Linked DNA regions of Mus musculus: region 2 is linked to region 1. A link is a loop called in an ENCODE intact Hi-C map of the cell type or tissue named here. Cell type or tissue: heart. All regions are shown on one strand.

Region 1 (2,500 bases):
TTTCATTCTCACTCCTCTAAAATTATACTCAATATCTGGTCAACAATATTACTGGAGCAAGAACAATAATCTACATTACTTCTTTTCATTTTATATTCTATTTTTGCTTTAACATAATAAGCTAATGCATGCCTTTGTCTTGGTATTGGATAGAATTATCTGCCAACCCTGCAAAACCCTTTCCTAATTTAAAATAACTACAAGGTTGCACATTACACTAGTAAATTTGTAATCAACTTAAAGATAATGTGTTAAAAGCACAATTAAATGTGTCATAACAGAAGAAGGCCTTGGTAATTACAAACAGTGCCTTGCTTGCTAGCTTTTTAAACAGTAGCTCAAGACTGTGAAAAATCGCCACCCAGTGATGCAAAGGGAAACTGCAATTTGTTTTTGTGTAGATGGAGTACCTGGAGGATTACTTCAACTTCATTACTGAATGAGCTCTAGCCTTCTGCTGTGAATTCTGGGTACACAAGGGAAAGCATGTTTTTCTACTAACCCCACCCCTCACTTTATGCTTAGTCTACATGCTCTACAATCTAAAGAGAGCAAAAGCTTCAGAAGTCCTAGTAAAGAAAAAAGCTTTCCATAAACATGAACTAATTTAGTTGTACGTGACTACTCTAAATACTCCTGTTATCAAGTAAAGTGCCTTGGCTGTCCTGGACCTGAAATTTCAAGTGACCATTAAATAGAAGTACTAGCCGAAAGGAGAAGGTATTCTCAGGTGGAAAAGGAAAGGAAAGGGGCACCATTTTCAGATTTAACAGTGTAACTGACTGTGGCCTCTTTAGAAACTGGTCATAGAGGCTCTAAGGAGATACTGTAACCAATTCTAAACAGTCCATACTGGCAGGGGATTGTTTCTCAGTCATAGACTTTCTCACTGAGAAGCCAGAGGATAAGAAAACAAAACCAATCATTTTTTGCTCCTATAATGTTTCTGGTTCAGATACTAATTTAAAAATCTTAGGTGAATATCTATTGGCCGTTTTTAGTGAAAGTTTACCTGCAGGTTCACTGATCCCCAGTAGGTGGCACTGCTTGGGGAAGTTATGGAAGTTATGGACCTGGAGCTTTGCTGGAGGGAGTCTTGCCGGGCCAGCTTCACAGCTTCAGCCGTCTTCCAGTTCTCTCTCCTTGCTTCCTGCTCTGATCCCTCAGCCTCCTGACCTGGCCTCAGGATACCGTACCTTCCTTCCCTGCTGTTATGGACATCTAGTCCTCTGGAAATATGAGCCCAAATAAACTCTCTCTTACAAGTTGCTTTTGGCTGTAGTATTTTCTCACAGCAGAAAAGTAACTAGTACATATTCCAAAATATGTGAATATGGTACCCTGTTAACAATAAAACTATGAAAAAATATACCACTGAACTTATCTTTTCAAAGTATTTTCATATGGTATGCCCTGAGATTAAAGTAAATATTACATAAAGAGACTGCTATAGAGTGACATGACAAAACAGGTAGTTTACCACAATAAAAAAAATTTTAAAGTTTGTCTTTATAAATTTTAATGGTAATACAATAATTCCTAGTAATGGTTAGAATTTTTATCAGTTAAGTCGATTAAGTCTGTGAATGCTAATGATATTTTACTACAAAAACAATACTACTATGAGCCTTCAACTTCCAGGAGGTTAGTTCTATATAATAATTTAAAAATATTTTAGTTATTTAAAATATCGGAGAATAAACAGTGAGGTAGCCAAATTAGGATCCAAACTTAATAAACAGTGATAAAATGCCAAATTCTCCTTTATTTAAAAGAAAGTACATTCATGTTTAAAAGGTAAAGTACACAATTTAATGTTCTCAGGGGTTTTTTTTGTTGTTGTTGTTGTTTCTGTTTTTTGGCTTTTTCTTTTTTTAAAATATTTTTATTAGGTATTTTCCTCATTTACATTTCCAATGCTATCCCAAAAGTCCCCCATACCCCCCCACTCCCCTACCCACCCACTTCCACTTTTTGGCCCTGGCGTTCCCCTGTACTGGGGCATACAAAGATTGCAAGTCCAATGGGCCTCTCTTTCCAGGCCATCTTTTGATATATATGCAGCTAGAGTCAAGAGCTCCGGGGTACTGGTTAGTTCATAATGTTGTTCCACCTATAGGGTTGCAGATCCCTTTAGCTCCTTGGATACTTTCTCTAGCTCCTCCACTGGGGGCCCTGTGATCCATCCAATAGCTGACTGTGAGCATCCACTTCTGTGTTTGCTAGGCCCCGGCATAGTCTCACAAGAGACAGCTATATCAGGGTCCTTTTAGCAAAATCTTGCTAGTGTATGCAATGGTGTCAGCGTTTGGAGGCTGATTATGGGATGGATCCCTGGATATGGCAGTCTCTAGATGGTCCATCCTTTTGTCTCAGCTCCAAACTTTGTAACTCCTTCCATGGGTGTTTTGTTCCCAATTCTAAGAAGGGGCAAAGTGTCTACATTTTGGTCTTCACTCCTCTTGAGTTTCATGTGTTTCACAAATTGTATCTTATATCT
Region 2 (2,500 bases), 71 kb before region 1:
ACTAACTCACTAGCTTTCCTGGATGAGCGTACTAGCTCTCAGGCCCCATCAAAGAAGCACGTGACCAGTCGGTACCCAATGTTACCTGAGACATCCCCAATACAACCCCTACTCCTAAGGCAGGGAGCACTGTGGAAGAGAGGGTGGAAAAATTGTAAGCCAGAGGACTGGACATCTACAGCAAGGCACTGTCTCATGTATATCAAAGTCTCAAAATAATGGTCACCTAAGCAAGACCTGAACAATGACAATAGCAGCTGACACACCAATGTGGACGTGGGCTGTGTCACTGGATAAAGAGCAATAGGCATTTAATGGCTGCTGAGAGAGGGAGACTCAATCTTCTCTCAATCAAGCCTGTGACAAGTGATCCTATCCCAAGCAGCCAGCTGTAAATGCATACACTGAACTGACTAAGAAACACTGAATTGACTCAGTAGACTATATTATACACATATGAATGACGTGACAATAACAAGAAAAGGCCATGCATTTAGTAGGGGCGTTCAGAGAGCACATGCATCTGAAGGATGAACTTGGTCTAAATGGAATACTCACATGTGAGAGTCTCAAAAAAAAAAAAAAATGGACAAAATAAATGTGTCTTCTAGAAAGTTGTTTACAACTACCTTTACACTGTTTCATTTCTTTTTTTTTTTTTTTTTTTTTTCCCGAGACAGAGGGTTTCTCTGTGTAGCCCTGGCTGTCCTGGAACTCTGTAGACCAGGCTGGCCTCGAACTCAGAAATCCGCCTGCCTATGCCTCCCGCCTATGCCTCCCAAATTCTGGGATTAAAGGCGTGTGCCACCACCCACTCCCGGTTCCACGTTGTTTTATTTCTTAGCCAAAGAGTTCTCCTTCTCTTCCTCCTACACATTTTTTTTCCCTGTCATGATAGGGTTTCTTTGTACAGCTTGTCTGTCCTAGAAAACTAGCTCTGTAGATCAAGCTGGCCTTGAATTCACAGAGATCTGCCTGCCTCTGTCTTCTGAATGCTGGCATTAAAAGCATGTACAAACATTGCCCAGCTAAGATGTTGTTAAGATACTTCAATTTTTAATTCTCCTTCATTAGGTCAATTCTTCTCTCTTATGGAAACTATAATCTTCTTTATTTTCTTTTTCTTCCCTCCCCCTTCCTCCATCCCTCCCTCCCTCCTTCCCTCTCTATGTACTGGGGATTAGATTCACATCCTCACACTAGAGGCCAACACTCTAGAGTGAATTGTAATTTCTATTTTCTAGGCTCTACTGTTTTGATTGTTATCCGGCAAATGTGGTCATAATATTAATATTTTTAGGTGGTTTCTGCTTTCCTACTCTACTGTAACAAGTTTACAAAATGACTTCCCAGTCACAGTGGCTCTCTGCAAGTGCCACACCCACTGCAACTTAACACCCACTCTGCTATTGCCTTGGCTCCCTTTCAGCGTGACTAAGCAGTTTCTGCCATTGAGCATCAGCTCTGGCTGGCTGCTCTCTGTGCTTCACAGGCTTTTTCCTAGAAGGGCCCTAAACTTTTCAGGTATTACTATCTTTTTTAAAATTGCTATTAGAGTTATTCCAATTATCACGGTATTTCAAAAGTATTTATTTTTATAGGGTGTATATGCTTACTTCTTTTATATATTATATGCGTGTGTGTGTGTGTGTGTGTGTGTGTGTGTGTGTTTGTGTCCTTTTTTTTTTGACATATGATCCCAACCTGTAGCAAAGAATGGCCTGGGATTCGGTATGCAGACAATGATGGTCTTAACCTCAAAAAAAATCTTCCTGCCTCAGTCTCCCCAGTGGCCATCTACCATGCCTGGCTCATTATAGTTCTTTAGAGTTAGCTAATGCAGAGGCAATGACTGTGTACAAAGAAACAATAGCATTTTAGCTTAAGTTTCAGATATTAAATCATTCACGTTAAGAAAAGTTCAGGTGCCTTTGGCTTTTCAATAACCATAAAAACATCTTCGGTTTTAATAAAATCAAAGGCATCTTAACTACATACCAGAAATCCCTATTATTTTAAATACAACTTAATTATATTTATGAAGGTTTGGAATTTCCCCCCCCCCACTAGGCTGTTTATAATTTATTTCCTGTGCTCAAAATATTTTAAGAATATATTTTGGCTCTGGTATTTCAGGATATTTATTTTCTCAGCACTAGTTTTACATAAACATAAAACTCCTGTCTTATATCCGTACTTACTTTAATTTAGCATTCCCTTCCTTTTGATAGGGACAGCCTAAAAGCATTTTAAAAGTCAAACTAGCTAAAAAAATTTTATTCATTGAATTTGAAATTAAATTTTACTAAGCCAATTATACCTACTATGCTTTTGATTCATAGGGCCTTAGGGGGAAAAACTACATTCTACTATGAACAACAACAATAAAAATTAGGGGTTAAAAACATGTACATTGTAAACTGAAATTGAAACTTAGTTTGTGTATGTGGCCCAGTGACACTAGTGTTAACTCAGCGAATCCTACTATGGAAATACATAT

What was found. Hi-C counts contacts between places; a loop is a spot of excess contacts. Peaks named below come from ENCODE experiments on the same cell type or tissue, not always from the same donor. Only the 100,000 strongest peaks of a DNase experiment are listed, where the experiment ranks them.
Region 2: a loop joins it to region 1, with 2.0 times the contacts of the local background. A loop is called at or near these places in 2 of 42 quality-filtered maps.

What each region holds. Positions count from the first base shown.
Region 1 is chr6:8,273,171-8,275,670 of GRCm38, reverse strand. The region is part of intron 2 of Umad1 (UMAP1-MVP12 associated (UMA) domain containing 1); the gene reads right to left. Among named protein-coding and RNA genes, the nearest start is that of Umad1, 15 kb to the right of the region's middle. In heart, CTCF peaks have their summits at 348 and 1,021 (motif pointing right); no DNase peak of the experiment used is centred here.
Region 2 is chr6:8,344,548-8,347,047 of GRCm38, reverse strand. All of the region lies in intron 2 of Umad1 (UMAP1-MVP12 associated (UMA) domain containing 1), which reads right to left. Gm46952 (a long non-coding RNA gene) reads left to right here and starts at 1,472. Exons shown (of 3, transcript XR_001785197.2): 1 at 1,472-1,524. In heart, no CTCF peak of the experiment used is centred here; a DNase peak (open chromatin) is centred at 1,427.